Linked DNA regions of Mus musculus: region 2 is linked to region 1. Evidence: chromatin contacts called from ENCODE POLR2A ChIA-PET data. All regions are on one chromosome and are shown on one strand. The core of a region is the stretch at or near the end of the contact, and the rest is flanking DNA. Distances in the headings are between cores, read along the strand shown.

Region 1 (4,949 bases), core at 1,500-3,999:
TCACTGCTCCGGCTGCGAAGGTTCTGCTCGGTACACGCGATAGACACCTGCATGCCGGATGGCCAGGGCGGGGGAGGGGGCTCCGAGGGAGCGGGAGGAGGGAGCCGGGAAGTCCGAGGGCAGACACCGGTGTGGTGGTAATAGCGCGATCGCAGGGAGAGCGGGAAGGCTGAGAAGGCTGCAGCTAGAGCCGCCAAACGGGATCGGGCCCGCGGGGGCGGGCTGTTGGAGGTCGCGGGTCTTGCGGTGGGAAAGGAAAACCGTGGGGTCGCCCGGAGTGGTGGGTATTCGGGTGCTGGGAGCTGTGATGAAGGGATTGGGAGGATAAACGGGTAAGGATAAAGAAAAGTCGAGGACGGTCTTCAAGGATAGCTACCCAGGAACAAGGGGTAGCAAAAGACGGGTGCCACTTCAGCTGGAACCGCTGCGGGACCGCTGTGCTCCCAGCCGCGTCGGCAGCAAGCCCAGCTCATTAACATTCAGGCCACGCCCCTTCATCTGCATGGAGCCGCCTGCCTCTGAGTAGAACACGCTGCTCATCTGCATAAGCTCCGCCTGCAGAAGCTCCAGAACTTAAATAATCAGTGTGCCTTGCCCAGAACATCCCGTTTTAGGAACGGGGTTCTCACTTTCTGTACTTGAATCGTGTCCGCTTTCATTCCGGTCAGTGGTGTGCACTCGAGAGGGCGTTTTTTGTTCCCCGAGAAAACTAGATTTGGAGACATTGTCACAGCTAAAGGTAAGACAGGATGTGTGTACTACATCTATCAAGTGGTAGCAAAGGTTGCTGCTAAAATTCTAAAACACAACAAAGTATCCAGCTCGAGAGAAATCTGCTGGGAAAACCTCTTTATAGGCTTCAGGGATGTGTGGCTACCCTAGTTCTCATTTTTGTGTGAGTCACACTGGGAGGGGCCACAGGAACTCACACTCAGGCAGCAGAGGGTGACAAAAAGTTTATTCAGTTTATTCTGTGTTTCTCACAGAGTCAAGCAGGGATAAAACTGGCGTAGACTCCTGTGAGCTTCATTCTTATGACTTGAAGGCAGTGGGTGGTAGGCCTTCGGGGGAAAGCTCTCGGAGACAGGTAGATGGAAGGGCTCTCAATGTAACAAGTGAGATGGGCCCAGGCAGTCACAGGTTCTTCTGAGGGGTGAGGTAGATGTTTCAGCCAGCTCTGGCAGAGAAGAAGGGCAAAGATCGGACATAGGAGTCTAGCCGGGATCGAAAGAGCTCACTTTGCACAGTTTGTCCCAGCGGGCACAGAGGATTCTTCACAACAAACTCCACATACAGCTGCGAAAAGGAGGGTGTGTGAGCCTGATGTGAGACACTTTTCATTTTCAATCTCAAACATGGTGTAATCTCGAGAATATAAGAATACACGGGTGGGGTTGGGGTGGAGAGAGCTCAGGAATTAAGAAAGCATACTACTGCTTTTGCAGAGGTTAGTCAGAGCCTAGCACCCATGTTGGTCAGCTCACAACTGCCTGTAATTCTCCAGAGGATCTGTCCTCCACAGACACTTGTGCTCATGTGCACACATACCCTCTACACAATACATATAATTAAAATAAGAAATACATCATTTATAAAAAAAAAACCCAAAAACCTGCACAAGCTCTCCCTTAGAGAAGCTATTACTGTTTAAGGAGCTAAAGGCTCTGGAGAAAACTGAGTTCAACAGGGATGTGATACAGAAGGATAAGGGCAGAAAACCCGAGGGACTCCTAGGGCTCTAGGAGGAAAAGGGTTCCTCTACTGACACTGACCGCACTGTAGATATGGTGTAGAACATCTCGGATAGGGCCCACGCCCAAGTCAGTATTCATGACAACCTTGATTCCAGTGGGAGTCTCGTAGTAATGGAGTTTGTAACGGCTAGTTTGGAAAGACAGAAAGCCATCCTTCCTGCAGAAATGAGTATTCAGACAGGAGTGAAATCACTCCCAAAGAAATATTTGTGATGCCCTCAAGGTCAACTCCTTCCTATTCATATAGATAGTTTGTAGCAGGTTCATTGAGTAAAAACACCTCCGGTCATCCCCACCCCCGATGTAATTGCAACTGCCTTCACTCTCTCCCCACTTTCAGACCATTCCTGTATCCGCTCCTGCCAGCTTCAAGATTCTCGATCCAGATTCAGCCTCTCTAAAACACACCCTCCCCTCTTTGGGGCCACACGCCACTTCCATTCCAAAACAATATCTCCTGTTCCCAAGGCTGGCTAGCTAGCCCTCCCTTCAACACCCCTCTAAAACCACCGTACATGTCTAGCGGGGACATCTTGCTGACAAACGAACGAATGGAGAAGAGCATTCCATACATCAGCTTGTACTCCTGGAGGGAGAGGTGGTAGAATTAGATCTCGGTTATGGAGGGGGGACAGGATGGGAATAGGAAGGACTTGGGATTTGGAGGAAGAGGACTGGACTGGGACTATGTGCATTTGGGGATTCGCTGGGACCCTCCGATCACCTCTTCCTTAGGGATCCCTGCTTGCTTCTTGCGGTGCCACTCGCTGTAGTGTAGACACACTCCATTCCGGTCAAAAAGGTACAGATTGTGGACAGTCATCTGCAAGATAAAGAGCCTCGCTCAGTGGCTGGTACCCAACTCTCTAGAACCTGATTCTTCAGCCAGGTGGGAACCCCACCCCCGGACTCACCGGAATTGCTCTGAAAGAGGGTGACAAGCTACTTCCGGTTTATAAAGCCCAGCTGGGTCGTAAGCGGCAACCTCAAGAACCCTTAACTCCGCCCCGATAGTCTTACTAGACTCCGCCTCCCTCCTGAAGCCAATCCGTGGTCGCCGATGCCGCGCGCATGCGTGCCCACGTTCCCGGGCCTCTGAAGCCCAGTGATGTGCGGGGAGCTTGGTCTCGCGGGCGGGTGACGTAATTCGGTTGGAGGCGGGATTGCAAGCGGTGGGCGGGAGGCTGCCAACGGTTTTGCAAGCTAGTGTCGCGCTAGGGAGGTTGGCCTTTGGTCTTTCTCTGTGGAGGTTATGGGGCTTGGGGGACAGTCCTCCTCATCTTGGGAAACCAGGGCCGACATGCTCAGAGTAGTCGGAGCCAGGTGGTTGCGGTAGAGAATACCAGGCGGCTGGTTGCCGGGTGTATGTCTGTGCGCGCGCGCGCCCCTTTTATTGAGATTTCTTAGGGTGGGATAGGGAGGAATTCTATGGACCTCTGCTGTGGCTTTTTTTTTATCAGGAAGGATTAGAGGGGAAATCCGAGGAAGTCGACTCTGGGTGGGACAGGTGAAGAAAGGGCGAAACGGGGGTGTTGTGGCATTGAAGTCTTGCCTCTTTCTTCACTAAAACCAATTGGGGGACATACATTGGGCCAGCTTTGGTTTGAGGTCTGTTTCAGTTTGCACATTTTGAGTGTGGGGAAAAAAAAAAGCTAACCATGGTTAACCCGTGCCGAAACTGATTTGCAATTTCCAGGACCCTAGTTAGGAGGAAGGAACTGCAGCGGTTCTGTCTCCCTGCATGCAGGTCTTCTGACCATTCCCCTGACTTTCTGCCTTGCACATCCGCTTTTAACCGTTCCCAGGAGTTGGGAGAAAGAATGTGTTTGCCCTCTCCATGGTCTCTGGAGTCAGTGGACACTCCTCTAACCAGAAAGCTCATTTGTTGAGGACCCAAAGTGTCTTCCTCCCTTCCAAATCTTTCTTCTTTGTGAACTTATCCACAAGTTTGGACCCCTCTCAGAACTGAGGCAGGAGTTCCCAGTCCCCTGCTGAGTCCAGTTGTCTCTTCACTGTACATGGCGACAGCAGCCCCCAGTCCCAGTTCTCCTCTCCGACCTGAGGACCTCCTGAGCGATTCGTCAGAGCCTCCTGGGTTGAACCAGGTGTCCTCCGAGGTGACCTCCCAACTGTATACTTCTTTGCATCTCAGCCGCCAAGCTGAGGCCACGGCCCGGGCCCAGCTGTATCTAGCTCCCACCTCCTCACCTCCTAACGAGGGCTTAGACAGCTTGGCTCAAGAACTGAGTCGCAGCTTGTCCGTTGGATTGGAAAACAACTTGAAGAAAAAGGTGAGAGAGGTGCGTCTTGGAGATCTCTCGGGTGTTAGAAAGCATTAGGTTCCTGGGCTTTCAGGTTAGCTTTGCTGTGGCTTGCGTCTATTAATTAGATTTAAACGATCTCCTCCAAGCACACAGGGCTTTCATGCTTTTTTCTCACAGAAGATACTTTTGAGGGAATGGCATAAACCTATAATTTGGGAAGTTATGACGGTTCCTAGGGTTTTGCTTTGTTTTTGCATGTTTTTGTTTGGACAGACACCTGCCCCTGTAGAGTAGCTTGGTGTCCTAGAAGTGGGGAGTAGGTTTCTTGAACCCAAGTGAGAACTGGAGACTTAAGGACAGCTGCAGCACACGTGAAGATCCTGTCAGCTCGAAATTCTTGTGATTTTGTGGTATGCAAGTCACTGCACATGCATGTGTAGGAAGATAGTTGTACCAAAGGAAAGGATACCTGCTGTGCGGACTGGCGAGAGTCCAGAGTGTGGGATCCGGTAGGCACAGCTGCACCAGGCTTAGACAGGCCATCTGCTCCTCAGTTGACAGCAGTCCCCCTCCAGCCTTGTTTTAAACCTGCTACTTCATTCACTTACTCCCCTTCTGGCCTCTGTAAACATTTGGGGTTTGGGGTTCAAGGTGAAGCCGGGTTTGAGTGCCTTCCTTAGTGTTCTAAGGCCCATTTGAAAATTCTATCCTGGTAGTGCGTAGAATGCTGGTGACACTGGTTAAAATGTCACTTCTGTGGGCTTTCTTTTTTCTCCCCCCTAGGATGGGTCTAAGCACATCTTTGAGATGGAAAGTGTTCGGGGTCAGCTCCAGACCATGCTCCATACCTCCCGTGATACTGCCTATCGTAAGTCAGCTCAGCTATGTAGCGCTCTAGAGGAAAGCTGAGGTGTAGGGGCAGGAGAAGGTA
Region 2 (4,949 bases), core at 1,716-4,215, 92 kb before region 1:
CTGGTCGAACCTCCGTCGCTTGCCAGGGTTGTTTTCTCAGTTGCCAGAGTAACAGGCTGGGGAACGTCCACCGCCAGATTCCCAAACTCACTCTCTCCAGTCCAATCGGCTTTAGCGGACGTCGACTACGTCAGGGTCCTAGTGACCAATGGGAAGCTGTCATAGAGAGCCTGAAAGAGGGAGAGGGAGGAGGTGGAAGGGGGGGTGGTGGCGGTGGCTACCCAGGATCCGCACGTGCACTCCCACACGCTCCACTCCCTGTACAACCCCTTCCACTGCACGAGCCCAGACAGTCTCTTGCGCCTGCGCGGCGAGTCGTGTGTGTGTCTCTCCCTCCCTCCCCCCCCTTTGCCTCAGGTCGTCAGTCTGTGTTTGCAAACTAGTCCAGGGTTGTGTTTCTCAACCCCTGCGGGCCCAGACGTCTGGGTGGGTTTGCGCTCTTTAGCCGGGTGTCGACTGTTAATGTCAGCCTCTCGAGGGAAGGCCCGCTACCTGTGTTCCCCACCGCCACCCCCAGCTGGCGCCCCAAGCTCCCAGGTGGGCTGGGCGGAGCTGTGGTTTCCGGCCCCCTAGGCTCAGCCGCGGCTTTCCCGAGCTCCGGCAAAGGGTGTTTCCACAAAAGAAAGGGAGTGGGTACAAGCACCCCTTCCCGAGGCTTAACCCACCCAGGCCTAGCTGCAGTTAGTGACAGGGCAGGACACTGTGAGAAGCCCCTTGTGGTCCCGGTGACTTTCTAGGCCAGAGGGTCATTACGCCTATTTTCTTTTTTTCTTGTAAATTCCTGCTTTTGATAGGCAAACCAGACCTTCCTCTTCCCTTCCTTAACATTTCCTCCTCGCACGCTCTGGCGTTCTTTACACCTCCCTTGGCTCCTTTCGGGCTGTCCCCGTCTCCACTCGTCCTTTTCTGCTTCTCCAGAGGGTTATATAACTCTTCCTCTCCGCGTGTCCTGATTTCAACTCCACAGACTCCGCCCTGGAACGGCGCGGGAGGGGCGGGAGAGTTGGGGACCCAGACAGATTCCGGCTGGCGGCCAGCTGGGGCACAAGGGATCCTGCAGATAGCAGACGGAGTCCCGCGGGACTTGGTTGGTGCCCCGTCCCTTAGTCTCCCGCCCCTAACCCGGGATCAAGCCCAGAAGAAAGAAGGCACAGTATTTCCGAGGGGCGTGTCGGGACAGTCAGAAATGTGGGTTGGGAGGTCAAGGCTGGAGGCTGAGAGGAGGAGGCAGGCGAATGACCGGATTCCCTAGGATTGGTTCTGCTGGGGTTAACAGAGATAAAAGCAGGACGCCTGGGTTCCCTCCTTCGTCTCCTTTTTGGGTTCCCAGAATTCCTAAAGCTATTTTCTCAGGAAATTTAGCCAGCTAGCAGCTTCTTCGCCCTGGTAGGAGTCAAAGGTCTGTGTTCGAGGTGGCCTGGGATGATGTCACCAGTGCACGTGCCCCGGGACGGTTGCCAGGCAATGCGATCTCCTCCCCTTTCCATTCCCTCCCACCTCTGCCCAGAGTCCCGTTCCAGTCCCGTGCCATCTCTTTCTCCTTTCCTTTCCCTTGGCATTAGCATCCTGCAGGTGGGAAACCCTGGCCTGGAGTTTCGTGAAGGGGGAGGGGCGCGGGTGTGGTGTGGCCTGAAAGACTTTGCCCCTTTGCTGGCTTGAGAGAATTCTGGGTCTTCCCCCCCCTTCTTTTTCCTAGATTGCCATGGAAAAACTTCCTCTCCAGTCCCCACTACCACTACCACCCCCCGTACTCCCTCCCGCGCGCCCTTGGAAGTGTCTCCTGAAGTCTTTTTAGTTTCCCACCTGCTGCATGGCCCAGTGTCAGGTTGCCCCTTTCCCAGCTTGAGCTGAAGTGGGTGTAGTTGCAAGACAGCTGCCCCTAAGAGAGGAGCTGTATGTGGGTATACACACCAGCCCATCCCTGCGACTCCCGTCACCTCCTCTTACCAAACTGAGGAGAAAGAGTTAGGCTGAAAAGTCAAGGTCTTTATCTGTGTAGGTAGGTGGATCAGCTTCTGGTATTGCCCACTTTTGAGAGAGAAGTCCAGTGATAGTTATGGCTGCCCTCTGTTAAATCTTGGAGTTGGTGATGGTATTACAGAGTCTCCTTTCTTGTGCCTAAGAATGTGGATTGTCGGCTCAAACCTGGATTCTAACCCCAGCTCTGCCACTAAATGGGACTCGGGAAAAGTCACAACCTTGCAGAACCTCCTATCTGCAATCTGGGACATTTAAATATCAATACCTACCTTCTAGCTGATGGGAGGGGGCAGTGAAATAATTTATGCAAAGCATTTAGCACAGTGGTTGGTATAAAATTAATACCGAATGAGTATCAGAAAATACATATTATTAAATGTTGTTAGTTATTATAGTGGGTGGACCTGTTTCTAAAGTAGCCCTCACAGGGGATTGGTTAAAGAGTGGAGAATTCTGCTACCTGGAGTGTGTGTTGTGTGTGTGTGTGTGTGTGGGGGGGGGGTGTCAGGGATTAGCATCGACTACTTTATGTACCTTATTTGATGTGGGCTTTAGCCAGATTTGTATTGCTTTCTTTAGGTTTATTTTTCCCCTCCTTAAAAAAAAATAGCTAAGACTATATTCCTTTGGCTGTTAAAATAATTACGTTGTAGCTTGTGATTTTCAAGCGATACTCTGGTTCCCTCCCATGTTGCTCTCTGGAGCCTTTCATTTTGCAAAGGGACTCCACAGTTTCCCTAGCGGGGACATGGCTAGGCTAAAGGGGTGTGTAAAAGGTTGGGGTGGGTGGGTGGGTGGAGAGAGACTAGTGGGGGGAGGCTGGGGGAGCGGGTAGTTAAAGGAAGAGACCGGAAGGGAGGAGGAGGGAGCCTGCTGGTGGGGAGGGAGGGGAGGAGGAGGAGGTGGAGGAGGAGGAGGAGGACGAGGAGGAGGAGGAGGGAGGGAGGGGGTTGGGGAGAGCCTGCTACAGTTCTTTGTTTGACTCCGGGACTCAGGGACGGGGAGGAGGAGGGAGGGAGGCAGAGGCTGCAAGCGCCGGGGCAGGCCCAGGAGGCAGAGGAGGGACCGTCTCCCCCGCCCCCCAGCCCCCACTCCCCCCCCTGCTGCTTCCCCCTCCCTACCCGGACTCTGGGGGCACCGCCGGGGGACAGACACCCAGCAGGTAACCCTGGCCTGGCTCTCCCTCCCCCTGTCTGATTTTCTTCCACACCCTCCCGGACGACCCCTTTCCGTCTCCCCGATTTCCCGGGCCTTGCCTTTCCCCCCCAGCCCTCCTTGTTCCATTTCTGCGAGTTGGGCTTGTCGCCTGCTGGCTCCGCCACCCTCCGTCTCGTGCAGCCTGACTCCCTTCCCCCCACCCCACAGTGTGTGCTCCCCTGTTCTGCCCGAGGCACCTTTTGGGGTTCTGTCTCAATGTTTCTTAGGCTGGCTTCTTCCGACCAGTCTCATGGGGCTCTGAGGAAGGAGGGAGTCCTTATTCTTTAATGGCTCCCCCCAGTCTCCCTTGCCCCATTCTCCTCGTAGCAGTCTCTAGGGGTGAGAGAAAACCGGAATTTGGGGCCTGATGGAGAGGCAGGGGGGCTGTGTGTTGCTGGAGACAGGGACAGTGAGTGTGTGAGGAGGGGGTGGGGATTTGTTAGAGACCAGGCTGCCTCTCTGATGTCCCTTTAAATGGCCCTTACATATCTGGGGGTTAGGGGGTGGGGTGGTGGCAAGCTGCCTGCCTGGGGGGCAGGGCCCTTGGTTTGTCCACACCGTCAGGGGTGGAAATGATTTAAAGGGACAGCCTTGGTGTGGCCACTGCCACCCTGTGCTGGCAGGAGGGGGAGCTGGCAGGCTATGTCTACAGAGGCTTGGCTGGTGAGCAGGGCATTTGAGGCTGTCTGGGACTGGGCCTCAGGTCTCCAGTCCAGTTACTGTGGCTGGAAAAGTGCAAGAAGGGGTTGACAGCCTGCCCTGAGGGTGCTCAGTCTAGGCTTTCTTCAGAACCCCATGGGTGAGCCCTTTGACTCCATGACCAAGAATCTGTGAGTCTGAACTACAGAACCTGTGGGCCAGAACCAGGTGGGGGCCACTGGCAGATCCGCAGGTCAGTAGGGTGACCTGGGTACTTTAGAGCTGGCCCCTTCAGCTTCCCCTTTTGTTGTTTGGTTCTTTGCACAAGAAGGCCCCAGCCCCTCCTCCTCATGCACATGCCCCCCCACCCCCACCCCAGCTGTTGGGCAGATGAATTACAGCCTCCTGCTTGGGGCCAAGGCTGGTAAGGGATTAAAGTTCTGAGGTTGGCCCTTTAAATGGCTGTTGGCCCTCCCCCACTCTGGTGTCCAGACACCCATCACATACCCTTCTGACCCCCTTGGTCTGGCCTGCAACCCTCCCCCCCTCTATAGGCTAGCCTACCCCGTAGCCACAAATTCTATCAACTGCTGGGTAAGCACCTTAGTCCTGAATTTGCTTCCCTGTCCAGAAGGGTCCAGCCTCTAGCATCTTTTCTCCAGAAGGTCCTAGCCAATCCAGTTTTCTCAGCTCGCTGCTGACCACTGTTCCTTAAGGGCCTTGCTTAGGTCAGAAATAACACTTCCCTGGGGGCAGTGTCATCAGCAGGCACAAAAGCTTGCAGTGCATTGCATCATGGAGGCCAGAGGCCTAAGTCTCTGGGGCAGGGGGAAAGATGGGGGCTGGAAGGCCAGGAAATGGAGAGGCCAGGTAGAGAGCCCGTGTGTCTGGGTCCTGGAGAAAACACTGGTCCCCAAGGAGTGAGTCTGAGGTGAGGGTTGACTGAGGCCTAACTCCTGCTATCAACACCTGAGTCTTGGCCCTAGACTTGTAGTAATATACCTAGCTCTTTGTATCTAAGGATTAGGAGGGAAGAGAGTGGGCCCCTGTCACCTCCTTGGGCCACATGGAGGAAGGAGGTGATGGGGAAACAGGATATGGTTTTGGAGGTGACATGGAGGGAGCCTGCTGCA

What was found. ChIA-PET counts read pairs that join two places held with the same protein, here RNA polymerase II (POLR2A).
Region 2: POLR2A ChIA-PET joins it to region 1 with 47 read pairs in Patski. The contact joins the promoter of Kdm6b here to the promoter of Trappc1 in region 1. POLR2A ChIA-PET finds 5 or more read pairs at or near these places in 3 of 5 experiments (Patski and embryonic stem cell).

The regions. Positions count from the first base shown.
Region 1 is chr11:69,321,786-69,326,734 of GRCm38, reverse strand. It overlaps Trappc1 (trafficking protein particle complex 1), which reads right to left and starts at 2,749. Exons shown (of 5, transcript NM_001024206.2): 1 at 2,669-2,749; 2 at 2,479-2,577; 3 at 2,270-2,340; 4 at 1,773-1,911; 5 at 942-1,296. The coding sequence starts at 2,577. The coding sequence ends at 1,168. Cntrob (centrobin, centrosomal BRCA2 interacting protein) reads left to right here and starts at 2,862. Exons shown (of 19, transcript NM_172560.3): 1 at 2,862-4,045; 2 at 4,802-4,886. The coding sequence starts at 3,773. Kcnab3 (potassium voltage-gated channel, shaker-related subfamily, beta member 3) reads right to left here and starts at 477. Exons shown (of 14, transcript NM_010599.4): 1 at 1-477. The coding sequence starts at 53.
Region 2 is chr11:69,414,210-69,419,158 of GRCm38, reverse strand. Kdm6b (KDM1 lysine (K)-specific demethylase 6B) reads left to right here and starts at 2,965. Exons shown (of 24, transcript NM_001017426.2): 1 at 2,965-3,142. Gm51903 (a long non-coding RNA gene) reads right to left here and starts at 3,646. Exons shown (of 2, transcript XR_003949708.1): 1 at 3,375-3,646; 2 at 1-170.